2 separate regions of the Mus musculus genome follow, and region 2 is linked to region 1. A link is a loop called in an ENCODE intact Hi-C map of the cell type or tissue named here. Cell type or tissue: heart. All regions are shown on one strand. Region 1 holds the start of Iffo1 (intermediate filament family orphan 1). Region 2 overlaps Tnfrsf1a (tumor necrosis factor receptor superfamily, member 1a).

Evidence for each region. Peaks named below come from ENCODE experiments on the same cell type or tissue, not always from the same donor. Only the 100,000 strongest peaks of a DNase experiment are listed, where the experiment ranks them.
Region 2: it touches region 1 in a loop (2.3-fold over the local background); 3 of 42 quality-filtered maps call a loop at or near these places.

Annotation. Positions count from the first base shown.
Region 1 is chr6:125,141,565-125,149,564 of GRCm38, reverse strand. Nop2 (NOP2 nucleolar protein) reads right to left here. Exons shown (of 16, transcript NM_138747.2): 16 at 4,812-5,564. The coding sequence ends at 4,924. Iffo1 (intermediate filament family orphan 1) reads right to left here and starts at 4,341. Exons shown (of 9, transcript NM_001302779.1): 1 at 3,536-4,341. The coding sequence starts at 4,308. In heart, CTCF peaks have their summits at 4,099 and 4,313; DNase peaks (open chromatin) are centred at 224, 1,174, 2,574, 4,384 and 3 weaker places; H3K4me3 peaks cover 4,701 bases; H3K27ac peaks cover 5,175 bases.
Region 2 is chr6:125,350,847-125,358,846 of GRCm38, reverse strand. Tnfrsf1a (tumor necrosis factor receptor superfamily, member 1a) reads right to left here. Exons shown (of 10, transcript NM_011609.4): 2 at 1,869-2,022; 3 at 1,406-1,534; 4 at 977-1,126; 5 at 715-793. Among named protein-coding and RNA genes, the nearest start is that of Tnfrsf1a, 5.1 kb to the right of the region's middle. In heart, no CTCF peak of the experiment used is centred here; DNase peaks (open chromatin) are centred at 3,516, 3,956, 4,956, 6,956 and 7 weaker places; H3K4me3 peaks cover 1,757 bases; H3K27ac peaks cover 2,766 bases; H3K27me3 peaks cover 769 bases.

The DNA of each region.
Region 1 (8,000 bases):
GAACACAGCCTAGAGTCCCTCCTGCCGTGACAGTGACAGCTCCTGTCCCTCCCTCCGTCTCAGGCCCAGGCTTCAGACCTCAGGTCTGGTTCCCTAGATGGGAACTGGTTGAAGCAAGAATTTACAGGCGGCCGGCCAGGGGGCAGCTGCAGCTGTTGAATGGCTCCACACTTCCTGGCAAGGGCTGAGCTCACCAACTGCCTGCCCAGAACCTCCGGACCACGTACCAAGAACTATATTTAAAAACAACTGCTACCACTTGGGCCTCTGCAGTACCCATCCCCACACCGGCCCGGTTCCGCCAGCTGTCTGGCTGGTCTCATCCCCCACCTCCTGCCCACACACCAATCCACCATGTCCCCCCTATGACCCAGTCTCCCACCTTCAGTGGCACAGATCCGGTCTCCCGCTCCTGCCCGCACAGACCAGAGCTTGTTAGGCTGTGCCCTGCCTCCTGTGAAAGCATCTGCAGGACACAGGCTGGGTCAAGAGCTGCTCAGCAGCCTGGCTGGGAGCAAAGTCCTTCCCCACCCAGCCCCTTGAAGTGAGCTCTAAGAAGGTCACAGGGCTGGCGTGATGTCCCCCCAGCAGCGTGAAAAAAGTGGGCACGGGAAGCTAGCTATTGCTGAATAACCGCACGCAGGGGAAAGGGAACCGTGAGTGGGTGAGAAGGCACGGCCAAGCTGTACAGCATCTCTCACCCAGAGCTCAGACCCACACTGTCAGCAGGCCGAAGGCACTTGCTATGGAGCAGTGACTATGGGGCGCTCGCTACCCAGGGCTAGGTGCACATTCCATCGTCATGGAGATGGAAGCTGGGGTGCTGCTTGACCATGCAGGTTCAGCACCCAAGGCAATGCCTGTGTGCGTGATCTCATCACTTCCGCCTGCACTCTGCCTGCACAGGCTTCTTCTGGCCTCAGAAAGGAGGGCAACGGAGCTGAAGAAGAAGACTCGAAATGAGACCCATGGAGAGGAGGCAGCCGAGGACAGCCTCTGCAGTCAGGAGGACTAAGCTCTCGGGCCCCTTCTCTCCTTGCTCCTGCCCCTCCCTCGCCCTCTCGGGTTCTATGACTCTCCCATGTCCAGCACCTACAGCCGCACTGCAGTGTTCCTAATAATAACTCCAGGCAGCCAGGGGAAGAGGCAGCCAGCCTAGCCACCACCCTGCAGCTGACCATGCAGCTCAGCTGTGGCCCTCCCTCACACCCTCTTATCCTGTTTCCTGCCAGCCCTGCACTCCCCCTCGCCTGCTTCTCCCTCTGTTCCAGCAGTGACAGAGTCTGATAACCTCACGTTACACGTTTTCTTACATGAGACCTTTGTCTTTGCTAGGCTCTGGTTTCTTCCTCTACAAGTATGGGATGTGGCATCCTGTGTGCCTAGAGTCTGTGAGTCTCTAGAGGAAAAGCCCATAGGATAGACAAGAGGTTACGACCCTGGCCAAGACGCGTCAGGGATGAACTTGATAAATCCCAGTGAAACACGAGCAAGTTTAAGGCAAGATGATGCTTAATGAGATGGCTCATACAGGGAAAGAAATCTGAATTATCTAGATGCCCGCAGTGGTCTCCAGCCAGGTACCGATGGGTGCAGTGTGGCCTGCATTCAAATCTCAGTTTGTTTGTTTTTTTTGCAAGGTTCCCATAACTTGGGTAGAATCTGGGCAAATTTCATAATTACTACATTTACCAAAGGCTTCGCCTGCAAATAAATCCTATATTTGAGTTGAAGGGAAAGAGCAAGGAGCATCCTTATTACTGGAAAAACTGAGCCCCAAGAAAAATATCACCCAGGCAAAGGAGCTAAAGACAGGAGCTAGGGGGTGGCGGGGCCTCCATCCCGCCCAGTTTAATAATCAAGCTCTGCATGCCATCCAGGCTAACGGAGTGGGGTGTGGGGGCACGGTGTGAGGAGCTCAGAAGGAGGGAGGGGGCACTGGGGTGGAAGGGCGAGTGTCGTGTACCATGCAATCCTAGCCGCGGGCCCTCTGCACGACCCTGTGCTGCAGTGATGAGCTAACCAGTCCCCAAGGATAACTCTTTGCTGCCCAAGACAGCTGCACCAAGGACAAACAGTCTCTGTTTTAAAAGATGGCTTGGAGAGGAGCAGCTGTTCCTAGGACTAGAGCAGAACTCCAGAACTGTCCATGCTCCACTGGCTGTTAAGCCCTTCAGGGGAGAAGGCAGGTGCGGGCAGGCCCTGGGCGGTGCCTAGAGGCTGGGATAACTAAAAACCCAAAGACATGGGCCACAGTCATGGAAGCCAGGGTGAGGATTGAACTTCAGGAAGCCTGCTGATGCATGCGATCTGGGGGATGCTAAGAGATCACCAACCCTTGAAGGTCACCCAGAGCCTACAAAGTGTTTCCAGGGCCTCCAAATAGTCCTCACACACGGCTATAACCAGATAGCGATCCCTGCCACCTTGGCCTGCACACACAGACCAGGCTATCCCCCAAAGGGTCACATTAGGTAAGACACTGGAGCCTCCAAATCTGGGCTTCCCCTCTGACCGCCACCAACTTCCTCCTCAACCAGGGCCTGGTCAGCCTTGAGAAAACTCTCTCTGCCTGTGGCCCTGTCCTGTTGCCTGGTTACCAGCCATCCAGGGAGTCCTCCTGGTAAACAGCCAGCACTCCAATGTGACATCCCTTCCTCTTAACTCTTATGTTAACCTGCTGGGGACAGGGTTCCTCTCAGAAAGCCAAACCTTCACCCTCAGAACACACAGTGCTGGTCCTGAGATAGCCGATCTGTATCTCTGTAGGGCGTGCCCATGTCCCAACTTTTTTTTTTTACTTGGTTCTGGTTGGAGATTCTTCTGATAGAGCGCCCCCACCAGCTTTATGACAGCCATCCCTTCTCCTTGTCCTAGGAGACCCCATACCCTTTCTCTCTTTTCCTGTGTGTTTTGACTGTTCCAAGCAATATCTTTAGCTTCCGGAGTCCTTGAGCCTCTTGTATGGAACCAGGGTGAGACCTGGCTTCTGGGGACATGCCTTAGAGGAGGCCCTGGGCAGGCACAGTCGCCCTTCACTACCTCCTTCCAACTTCACTTAATTTGCCTCCAGAATTAAAGCCGCATCCTTCACCCCATATGTGGAGTTTATGTCCTGAAATTGCCCCCAAGGTCTGAAGCTGGCCCGACAACCAAGACCCACAGATGCAGAGCTCTCTCGGATGTCTCCCTTTCATACCACACAACACCCCACAGTTAGCAGAGTCACGCAGACACTGCAGCCTGCATAAGACAGGGAGACATGCCAGAAGAAAGCATCAGTTCCCAGTGTTCTAGAAGGCTTCGAGCCACCAGTCTGACTTGAGAACTGTCTGTGGATTCTGGGGTCCCTGCAACCAAATCTTTCCCTGCTCCTCACTTTTCATCATCACAGGAAGTTCAACTCTTGTTAACACGATTCTTGCCCTCCGCCCCCCACCCCCCGCCCCCCACTTCTCCGTTCTAGGAACCCTCACTAACTAACTCCCTGCCCCTGTCGTGTCTGTGTGGGGCATGTCTTGAACCCTGTCCCTACCTTCGCTTGTACTCGTCCCGCTCCCGCTTCACTTTGGCCAGCACGTTGTACAGGGCACGGATCTCAGGGGTGATGGTGTCGATCTGGACGCCCACCCCGTCAGGGTGTACCCACGACAGGCCAGGCCCTTGCACCAGCGTGGGTTCCAGTCCTGGTCCAAGCCGGCGGGCGTGAGAGAAGGACCAGATGGTGCCAGGCATGAAGCGGGTCGACGAGGAGAAGGCAGTGGATGTGGAAGTGGAGGATGATGTGTGGCAGGCGGCAGAGGATGCTAAGGGTCCAGCTGGCGAGCGGGAGGGCGAGCCCAGCACCCGCGCTGATGGGGGGCACACGGCGGCCGGCCGGGAGCTCAGGGGCAGCCCCAGGGGCCGGATCGGGCTGATGAAGCCGGTCTGTACCGCCTGGTCACGGCGGGCCAGGCCCCGCCTGCCCTGCTTACCCTCCTCTAGAGCCTGCTGCAGCTGTTTCTCCAGCAGCCGATTTCGGCGCTCTAGCTCGTGCACCTTGGCTAGGAAGCAGCGAAACCGGAGGTTCAGGGTCTTCAGTACGTTGATGTTGGAGCCTAGGTCGTTGCGGAGAGCCATGGCTGCGGGGGGCGCCGGACCAGGCCCCGGAGGCGAATAGGCAGAGGGGCCGGCCGAGGCAAGCGGAGCCGAGGCTAAGTCCCCTCCCCCGGCAAAGTGGTCACCTCCCAGAGGGTCCCCCAGCGGCCCGGCCAAGCCTTGCTGCTCCTGCTGTAGGAGGAAGAGGTTGGGACCAAATAACGGATTCATGGCTGCGCCTTCTGCCGGGAGAAGGAGACCAGTGCAGCAGAGGGTGAGGAGAAGAGCCAATGAGATGCTTGTGGGATACGAGTGACCAATCAGATAGCCCGGCAGGAGGGCAAAGGTCATAAGGGAGGGAGCAGAGGGGGCCAATGAAAGGCCCTCATTAGGGCATCAGCGCTGAACCTTTCCCGGGTCTGAGGCCCCATGAGTGGGGTCAACCCCGGCAGGAGCCAGACTAGCCCTTCCCGGGGAGCCACAGCCTAAGATTCTGACTGTAGGCACAGGACCTCTGGCTCTTTAGAGACAGTCTTCCCTACTGCCCTCTCTTCTACCTGGTACCCTGGGTCGGACTCCTTTACTTTTTCCCATGAAGACTAAGAAATGGAGGGAGAAATTTACCATTTGAATAGTCATTTGAATAGTGCACAACTGTCTCTCCCCAGAGAAACCCAGGCCCACTTTCCTACAAACCGCCAGTACCCAGTCCCCTCAAAAAACACAACAGCAACTAGGAGTGGTAATATGTATATTAAATTTCATATGTATGCACAGGGGGAGGCCAGCCTTGCATCAGGATCTAAAAGTTCCAACCCAGAGACAATGTCAAGTTTCCAAGTCCATTTAAGACAACAGAGGCTGGCTGTTGCCCTTTGTCATTGATTTCCTCCTTTTTGCTGGTGGGGGCCTGGTGGAACTGTGGGGAGACACAAAGGGGGCTGAGGGTCCCTTGGAAACAGCATCTTCTTTCAGGGGAGCAGCTCCATTAGCAGGCTGCTGTGCTAACTGCTGCTTTCCTTTCTGTTTCTTTTTGGCTTCCCCAAGGGATGGAGCACAGTCCTTAGGCCTTGGGGCAGCACGGATTTCAGAGGGAGTCGGCACAGGAGGTGTTCTCGAGTCCTCAACCCTGGAAGGGGCGCTCGGCTTTGGGACAGCAGCCTCCTTAGAGGGCTTCCACTTAGGTCCCCGCTGCTTCAGCTTCTCAGACCTCTTTCGTTTGCTGTTCACGTCAGCATTCCCAGCAGACTGACTGGGCCTGGTAGACACTTGGGCATCTGGGACAGAAGGTTCAGTGGACAAGCCTGGCCCTTTGGCGATGCCGTTCAACTTCTGGAAGGGCTTCTTGGAATGTGGCTGTCTCAGCAACTGCTGCTTTGCCTTCACAGCCCCACGGGCTTTCTTGGTGGGCTGACTACCGTTCTCAGACTTTGGGGTGACCTGATCCTTCAGGTCAGGCTCTGTAGGGGTAGCTGCTGCCGAGTTTCCTGAGGTAAAAATTAAACAGATGGCTTGATCATTAAGAAACAAGGCAGGCAGATTTCTGAGTGAGGCCAGCCTGGTCTACAAAGTGAGGTCCGGGACAGCCAGGGCTATACAGAGAAACCCTGTCTCAAAAAACAAACAAACAAAAACCAAGGCAGTTGCCAGGCAGTGGTGGTGGCACAGCCTTTAATCCCAGCAATTAGGAGGTAGGGCCAGATGGATCCGAGTTCCAGGCCAGCCTTGTCAACAGAGCCAGTCCCAGGAGAGCCAGGACTACATAGAAAAACCCGGTCTTCAAACACCAAAATCCAGGCTGGTGAGATGGCTCAGTGGGTAAGAGTACCTGACTGCTCTTCTGAAGGTCCGAAGTTCAAATCCCAGCAACCACATGGTGGCTCACAACCATCTGTAATGAGATTTGACTCCCTCTTCTGGAGTGTCTGAAGACAGCTACAGTGTATTTACATATAATAATAATAATAATAATAAAAAACCTGGCAAAAAAACAAAAAAAAACCCACCAAAATCCAAAGAAACAATAACGAAGGCCCACACCTTAGGATAGTGCCCAAAAACTGACTACTCACACTAGTTCATGGTTTTTACTGAAACTATTTGCCCCACACGTTTTAAGGGATTACTACTCTTCTTGTCAGGTTTTCAGAGGAAGCTGCTCCCTCAGGAGGGCAGTATATAACAAGACATTCTAAGGAGTAAGTCCCAGGCTCTAAAGCAAGCCTAAAGCACTTGCTCGCTTGTCCTATCTCAGACTGTCATGCAATGTGGGGAACCTAGCTAGTATCAATGAGAACATCATCAAATATGGACTTCACTTATATCAAAACTTGCTTTTTCCTGGGTTTTTCTGAGACAAGGTCTTGCTATGTAGCCTAGGTGGTCTTGGACTTACTACATAGAGACCAGCCTGGCTTCAAACTCAAAAGATGCCTTTGCCTCTTAAAATGTGCTGTTTAAGGTTTTTGCACTGTGCAGAGCACCTACCTGGCAATGTTCTAAGTCTGCAGCTACTGAAAACAAAATCAGCCGGGCGTGGTGGCGCATGCCTTTAATCCCAGCACTCGGGAGGCAGAGGCAGGCGGATTTCTGCGTTTGAGGCCAGCCTGGTCTACAGAGTGAGTTCCAGGACAGCCAGGGCTACACAGAGAAACCCTGTCTCGAAAAACCAAACCAAAAAAACCCAAAAAACAAAAACCAAGCCAGAAACTACCCACTCTACTCAGGCCCTCTTCTCCTCCCTTCCGACTAACCCAAGGCAGGCAGAGCTCTGTTTCAGAACACCCCGCCCTCCCGAGCTGCAGGCCAACAGGAGGATGCCTGAGGAAACAAATTGCACAGCCACAAGCTCCATGACCTGCCAGAGCTCTGCAGTTTGTCAATCCAGTGCAGAGATGCTGGGCCAGCAGAGCCAAGAATCAAAAGCAAGCACAGCCTGCAGTGGGAATGCACTTGGGCTCTTGGTAGAAGTATGTGACGCGTCCCCCTCAACCCGCACAGTCGAGGCTCAGGGCTCAGGAACAACTGCAGCTGAGAGGATAGGGTCTTTCCTCCAAGTGCAGTGGCTGAGGGGAACACCAAGCTCCCCTCTCCCTGCCATGCTGTACCCTCTGCTCTCCACACTGCAAAGTGTGTGTGTGTGTGTGTGGGGGGGGGGGGGGGGGGAGGACACGACATCTAGCTACTGCCAATCCAAGTGAAAACAAAAACCCAGAAGGCAGAACTGCAGGCTGATCCCAGGTGTCTGTGGTCCAGACAGTTTAACTAAAAGAGAAAAGTAGGGTGTGTGTGTGTTGTGAGGAGTAGAGCATGAAGTCCCAGTCTTATCTCAGGAGTACCTGGCAACTGATTGCAGCTGGGGGTGTAGTCAGGTTTCCTAAGGGATGGATGGGAGGCTGTCAGGTTACTCACACTCCAGTAGATGGTCCCACATCCATCCACATAGCCAACACTCAATGGACTCACTGGGAGGGAAAGTGGTGGTAGTGGGAAATTTTAAACAACATTTCTTTAAAGAGTAGCGATGGTGAGGTGAAAACAGCAGGTAATGGTGTCTGCCATCAAGCCCAAACTTGATCAGACTACGTGGTGGAAGGTGACAACTCCCAAATTATTCTGAGCTCCATGTGTTTTCTGATAGGTGTGCTGGTGCGTACGCACGCACACACACGCGTATACACACACACACACACACACGCACACGCACACGCACACGATACAACATAAGCGAGTCAGGTGGAGAGCAGAGGCCAATGGCTGAGGTTGAGCTATAGCTCTCTCACACGCATATGAACACAACTCTACCACATACATACATGTATCACACTGCATACACAACGGACACATGCATCACGCTGTACACACATGCATTCATGTATCATCACACTGCATACACATGCACCATGCTGCATATAGCACACGCG
Region 2 (8,000 bases), 210 kb before region 1:
TTTAGCTGTCTGTTTTGGGGATCTAACCCAGAGCCTCCAATACGCTAGGCCAGTGCTCTACCGTTGATCCACATCTCCACCCCCACTCTCCTTACCCTAAAGGTTAAGAAACATAAGGCGTAGAGAGGTAAGAACTTGCCCAAGGTTGCAGAGCCAGGAAAAAGGTAAGTTGGGATTTAACCCCCAAGTCAGGTCAACTATGAGAGTCTTCTCTGGAAGCAAATGTATAAGAGCAGCCCATGCGGAGCCACAGGAATGAGGAAGTCTGTCAGGGAGCCTGGGAAGAAGGGATCCCCAGCGGTAGAGCTTGTGCGAGCCAAACCTAAGATACCATCAACAGTAAGATGCACCAGAGTGCAGTCAAGAACAGCGCGCTCGGATCTAACTGCCCAGCACTGAAGAGGCATGCGAGCTATAGCACGTGTGTGTGGCAGTCAGAGGATGACGTTGTGCACCTGATATTCTCTCCTGTCACCTTTACAAGACGGGGTTCCAGAGCTTGAACTCAGGTTGCCAGACGTTTGCTGCAAGCGCTTTACCCGCTAAGCCCTATTGCTTATCCCCTAACGTCCTGGAGAAAGGGAAAGGGCTGTCTGATGTCTTGTAGTGTCTTCTGCTCATCCGGCTGTAGGATCCCACCTTTGACCCTGCTGGGGCCCCTCAGCCACAGCTGCTCACCCACCCCTGAACCCCAAGCACTTGGCAGATACTCACTGGCTGCAAGGGACGCACTCACTTTCTCTCAGAAAGAACCCTGCATGGCAGTTACACACGGTGTTCTGAGTCTCCTTACCTGTGGGAAAGCGGTTAAGACTAAGAGCGCGTGCCTGCAGTCTGAGGGCCCGAGGGAGGGACGAGGGCGGGAATGCAGGTGCCACATAGGAGCTCAGACACACAGACAGGATAGGGTGGGGGGCAGAGGAGGGGGGCAGGGTGCTCCCGGGGAGGGGAGAGGACTTGGGTGACCGGTGCTCACAGGGGATTGTCACGGTGCCGTTGAAGCAGGGGCTGCAGTCCACGCACTGGAAGTGTGTCTCACTCAGGTAGCGTTGGAACTGGTTCTCCTTACAGCCACACACCGTGTCCTTGTCAGCTTGGCAAGGAGAGATCTCCACCTGGGACATTTCTGAAGAGGGAAGGAAATGGTGTGTGAGTCTCACATCCCTTTTCCCACACAAATCTTGACGCCCCCTGGCTCTGCCACATGGCATTCGTCTTTGTAACAGACACTCCTCCTACGCACACAGGCCCGAGCTTGCATGTGCACGCATGCATACTACCGCCACACTCACGAGCAGATTCGAAATCCTGACCTCCTGGCCAACACCCACGGACACACACACATGTTCGCACGTCTTCACACACCATGCACCTTCTATAGCCCTGGCCCAATCCCAAGGCTTACCTTTCCGACATGTCTTGCAACTGAGACACTGCCTGAGGTAATTCTGGGAAGCCGTAAAGGTGCCCTTTTCACACTCCCTGCAGACTGTATCCCGCCCTGGGCTCGGACAGTCACTCACCAAGTAGGTTCCTGTAGATAGGGTTAGGGTCAGGCTGTAGTGGAGAACTAAAGGGCAAAACCCAAGTCGGGGGCAGGGAGTGGGGCAGCAAAATAAGGGGACTCCCAGGGACCAAGGTCGGGGAACATCAGAAACAAGCAAAAGAAGCCGGGGCGTGGAGGCGCACGCCTTTAATCCCAGCACTCGGGAGGCAGAGGCAGGCAGATTTCTGTGTTCGAGGCCAGCCTGGTCTACAAAGTGAGTTCCAGGACAGACAGGGGTATAGAGAAACCCTGTCTCAAAAAAAAAAAAAAAAAAAAAGCAAAAGAAATCTCAAGACAATTCTCTGCTCTCACTTTCTCCTACCTTTGTGGCACTTGGTGCAGCAGATGGAATTGTTCTTAGAATGGACATACTTTCCTTGGGGACACAAGCTATCCCTCTTCTCCCGGTCACCAAGAGAAGGGACTAGTCCAGTGACCCCTGATGGATGTATCCCCATCAGCAGAGCCAGGAGCACCTGAGGGAACAATCAGAAAGAGGAAATACTGTCAGGGGTGGGGCCTTAGAGGTAGCAACAAATTGAACACACACACACACACACACACACACACACACACACACAGAGAGAGAGAGAGAGAGAGAGAGAGAGAGAGAGAGAGAGACAAGTTCACATTCCCCCCACCCCCTAGGGACACTCTCCCCTAGATGGTGGCGACTGTGCAGTCTAGTATTTTCTTGGTCTCTGGTGGCTCTGTATGCTAGCATTTGTTTCTACAACTGAGCAATTAGGTCTCAGGCCCCAGCTGCATTTTATCCCGTTCAGTTCCCTGAAGCGGCTCCCAGTGCTGATCACAAGAGAGCCGGTCAAGGAATGTTTAGTTTCCCCGTGTGTCTGCAGGGCTGAGGGTGGAGCTCCAGGTCTCACACAGAAGCACTGCAATGCCCTCTGCCCGACCAAGAAATGTTAGCCAGAAGTAGCAGGCTGTTTCCGTTACAGCCTGTTTTTCCAACAGACAATCAATCCTACTACTCATTTGGCATTTCTATATCTGGGTACGGGTTTCACACTAAGCCTGTTTGTGGACACTTCCTAGAGGTGAGCCATTAGGATCTACAAACCTCTTTGGATTCCATGACAGTAATTCAAAAAGTACTACTGGGGGGGGGAAATCAAGTTGAAGGGAGGGCTGTCATGAAGATGGTTCAGGAAAGTGTCAGCTGTGCGACGTGAGGACCTGACATCGAGCACCATCACCTACATAAAAAGCCAGGTACGGGCTTGTATTCCCGGTGATGGAGGGGAGCCCACCAGGTAGGCCCCTGATGATCTCTGTCTAAGCAACCTAGTCCAACTGATGGGAAGCAAACACCTGAGGATGACCTCTGACCTCCGTGCACACTCAAACACCCAGATATGAATGCGCACCTGGGGATAATGCTCTCCCAAGCACCATTGCGGGACAGAAACAAAAGGAAGAACTCCGAGCATGCAGGCGCGACAAGGATTAAGTAAGACCAAAGACAAATGTGTCATGTACTAGAGTTGACCAGAGATTGGTGATCTGATTCAAGATGACCCTCAATTCAGGAGCTGAGGATGTGCCAGGAGTCCCAAAGCAGGGCATTCTAGAGGGCTGGCTTTATAATCTTGGCAAAGCTCATAGCAACCAACTGGCTTTCTTGTATGTAAACAGCTTCAGTATGGAGAGCGCAAAGCCCTCTTAGTTTCAATGTAGACCTTGCTCTTTGATCTCTCCCGGTTTTGGGTTTCCCTCAGCCTTCCTTCTTTCATCTCCCCTCCCCCCCTCGCATAGCGTTGTTACGTCAAGATAGCGGAGGTCTTCAAGACAGATGCAGAAGCAACTGACCAATCAGATCACATTCAGGAGAGACCTAACACCTAGACTCACAGCTGCCTTTGGGGGCTCTGCAACCCCCAAAGCTCCGTTTGGAAAGAGGCTGGCAGCTTGCACCCTGCTGTCAGCTGCTGTTACTAGAAGTGCTACCTCCTCGGCACAGCAGCTGCACGGGCCAGGAAGCCCCTTGCCTCAGCCATAGACCCAAGAAGCCACACACAGAAAGCACACCAGCAATCTCTCAGGCAGGGGTGCACCCCCACCCCTCACGACACACAGAGGCTTCCAGGGTGACAGGAAGGGTTAGTTATGATAAGAACTTCCCAATCATGAAAGTGTGGTTCCTTTCCCCGAAGAAGAAATGCTTGGAGCACCTAAGGTCAGTGGTACTTCCAACCCCATCAGAGAACCTGAAGCCAAACCAACAGATCAGGCAGTGTCAGGAAGAGGTAGATGTGGGCTCCAGGCCAAGAACGGCCTTGCGGGGGTGGGGGTGGGGGCGAGTCTCAACCAGCGATGGACGAGCCTCCAGAGAAGGAGCCTGTTTCTTTGGTCACGTGTCCTTCCTTTGCAGAACTCTGGGGGTTAAGTCAAATCCGGGAAAGGGAAATCTTTTCCCAGCAGCTCCGCCCCAGTGACTCAGGCCAGGGAGGGAGATCTAGGACAGTGGACAGGGAACTGCAGCTTCCCGGCTCAACAAGGGCTGTGAATCAGCAGAAAAGCCAACCAGCAGCAAGTGGAACCCCATCTGCTCCCTCCTGGGTGCACAGTCTCTCTCTCTCTCTCACCCACCCCCACTCAGACCATTCGTCCAGGCAATGAACCCCTGTCCCACTGGGCTCAGATTTCGGGAAAATGCCTCCCTCTTCCATCCCATCCCAAAGGGAAGTCTTTCTGACCCCTGGCTTCCCTGTCAGGCCAGTAAGCTCCTCCCAGAGGATCTACCTCCTCCATCTCTGACATCCTTCCTTTGGACTTGGAGCTGCCTTGATCCCTCCTCAAAGGGAAACAACATCGTCTTCAGCTGATAAAGCCTTTCCCAGGATCCCTGCTCCCTGGCTCCCTGGGCCTTTGGCAGCCCCTGACACTCCCCAATCCCAACAAGAATCAAATCCAGGGTGCCCTCCCGCCCTAGTTCACCACATTCCCATAGCCTGCCTGGTTCTGGCCACTTGCATTGGGTTTGGATGCTCCCTAGACAACCTTTAAGAGACAGGGCCAGTTCTCCCCAGGTCAAGTAGCTATGGAACAAAAATCACAGCCCTCTTAAGGTTAGAAGAGATGGAGGAAGCTAGACATTAATCCAGGCACTCTGAGAGGTGGAGGCAGGCAGATCCCTGGGTTCAAGGCCAGCCTGCTCTACAATGTGAGTTCTAGGACAGCCAGGTCTACTCTCAACAAAAACAAGGTAACAAAAGAGAAGGAGCAGGTGCAGAGCCAGCTCTCTCATCTCACATGCTCCAGGGATTCCAGGGCCCTCTGGCTCTTTCAATAGGCACCCTATTACCAGTTGCATTGTGAGGCCAACAAGGGACAAGGGACACAGGTCCTGGCCCAAACTTGAATGCCTGGAGCAGAGGAGGGGCAGGATGCTGGGGGGTGCCTGAGGAGAGGAGAGATGGCTGAGGAGGTGGCAAGGCCTCTCTAACTACTCCTCAGCTTCCGCCTAGAGAGGCCTTAAAGTGTGACTTCCTGTGCCGGGGCTGCTGAGTAGGGGAGCGAAGATGAAATGGACCCTGTGGTCAAACTTGACCCAGCCACCTTTTGGGGACCCACTCACTAAGCCCCACATCAGCGTGCACATTAGGTTAAACTGTGTTCCACTTAATGTCAAGACCTACGGTGGTGAGGAGCTCTTCGGTGTGACCTCCTCAGAGAGCGCTGCCACGCTGCCGCAATCCTACCTTCCACCCACGAAGCCCCCCGTCGATGATTCATGTCTCCCCACCCAAGCTCCTCGGATACCTAGCCGCCTGTTCTGGTTGAATAACACGAACTATCCATATCTACTCTGGGCTCTTATCAGAAGCTATAGTTATTTCAAATGAGTAGATACAATCTCCCCAGACAGACCACAAACCCTCTGAGTTAAGAGATCAGAGCATGTCTTGGTCACATCACCCAGAGCCAGGCCTGCAGACCTGAGGGACTGAGGTGCCTTCCAGTCAGGGAGCCGGATGGAAGGAAGCAGCATCCCCCTGCCTCAAACACACTCTGCCTCTGGGAGGTATTTTAGAAGCTGTGCATCCCCTTCCCCACACACGGGCACACTCGTGCACATGTCCCTGGTGACAATTCTGCCACATTTGCTCATCTCCTGCAGAGTCCAGCTGACGAGCCATGCAGCTGGAATTAGCTGGAAGAAAGGCTGAGAAGGGCTGCTCCAGACAGCACAACCACACTTCCACTTAGCCAGCCAGTGACCTACTTTAACCTGCCCCCAGCTGAGCTCACCAAGCTCCTTGCCTAGATGTCACACCACCGACTTCTTGGTACCAATGCTGCAAACTCTGCAACAGCCCTAAGACTCATCAGTCAGTCCTTCTGGAACCTCTCCACCCTTTACCCCACACCCGGAGCCCTGGTTTTTACAACTGCCTTTCTCCTTCCTACTCCACAGTGGTGTCTCAGGGCTTCACTATGTGGCTCAGGCTGCCACGAACCTTCTGGTTCAAGTGATGTGCCTGCCTCAAACCTTTGCAGGGGCTGAGGCTACCTACATAGTTTCTTATCTACATTCAGGCTTCAACTTGTACCACCTGGGTGTGAATCTTCCTCTGCACCTCCAGGGCCTGGCTTCAAACATCATTTCCATGGATAAATCCTTCCATGAGCACATACATCTGAGAAACTCACTGTTCTTTGGAACACAGTCTGGCCAGACTGCTTGGTGGATAGCAAAGGAGGAAGGGGAGGGAGGAGGGAGGGAGGGAGGGAGGAAGGGAGGGAGAGAGGGAGGGAAAGAGGAAAACAGGCCCCCACCTAGGTCCTTAAGCATGACTCTTTATTTCTTTTTGGTGTTTTTAAGACACAGTCTCAGTCATCCAGGCTGGCCTCCAGCTCCCTATATAGCCAAAACTGGGCCTCGATCTGAGCACTGGCCTCCATCTCCCAAGTTCCAGGATAACAGGCATGCCCCAAGGTGACTGGCTCAAGGTTCTTTTTCACAAACGCCAGAGTGCCCTTCTCTCTCTGTCACATTTCTCAACATGGCCACTCCACCCCGAGCTGAGATGTTCAGCTTCTGTGACTTCAAAGTCCCACCTCTCCATTCCCCCAACCCAGGCGCCCAACTCCTCTGTTCTTCCTCCTCCTGGCTTCTGCACACCAGTTCCAAGTCCTCCTTTCTATGCAACACCCGCCTTGTTCCCATCTGACCAATCTCTTGTTCCTGAATTGATTAAGCCATTAGTCAACGGTCAAGGTTTCTTTTTCAGGGCCTGGATAGGTGCTGGGGATGGGACATAGCTCACAGTTTCAAGAGCTCTCCATGAGCCAAAGATGATAACACACTATGAGCCTTAGGGTCTATGCAGGCAAGCTCAGCCCAGCAGACAGGCAAAGGCCATTAAGCAAGAAGACAGTTGGCATATAGCCCACCCTCCTCCCCCAGTTCTGCCTCTGGGATAGTACATCACCAAGGCCTTGGAACGTCTTTTCCTCCAGAGTATTCTAAAGTCATTTCCACTCCTGTACTGAAACTTTTTAAAAATAGCAAAGTCTTCTTGGCCTTGCCACATCCCTGCCACGGCCATCACTGCCTCATGACCTCAGCACCTCGTCCTACCTGAACACCTCACAGGCACTGTGCTCTGTACTGATAAGGCAGTGGCCAGCCCCATGTAGACTTCAGTAGCCTTCCGTGTGCCTTGTCTTCAGGATCTGCTTCTGTTCACGGTGCCCCCACCCTCACCTGGGCCTCCACAACTGGCTCAGCCTCTCTCCTCTACCTAGCTGGGCCACTGCACTCTGACAGTTATTGTGACATCTACCGTCACAATGAGTAGTGACGTGAGTAGTGACGAGTATCACTGCTAGAGATGAGAAGAGAGAAGCCAAGCTGAGTCCTTTCTGTTTGTGGCATACTTCTTACTCCCCTTTGGGATCATTCACCTAATCTGAATTGGACCTAGCAGGGAAGGAAATGAATAAATATTTAACACAAATCCATCTACTCAATCTTAATAACAACTATGAGGTACTGATCATTGTAGACATTTTGGAAATAAAAGAAACAAAAAGCGGGGGAGTCACATCACATGCCTGCGTTCATGAGGGTAAGGGTGCTGGGCTGAGCCCTAAATCCAGGTGATCTACCCCTAAAGAGAAAAGAATTAAGTGGGTGGGGGAGTTGGAGAACAGCCAGAGGGGCAGCCTTGACAAGTCTCCCAGGAGAGACTGGGAGACAGGACAGGACCAGGAGAAGGGAGGTGACACCCAGGCAGGGTTCTAGGACCACTGCTTTAGAATGGTGTGTAGAGAAAGGGAAGGGAATAGACACAAAGGAGCCACCCCCACCCCCCCACCCCACCCCCGCAAGGAGGCTCTGGAGACTGACCAGAAGAGAATGAGGAGTGAAAGGGGAGGGAGAAAAAGGCAGGTCTCAGGGATAACGCTGGGCCAGGGAGAGGCAGGACCC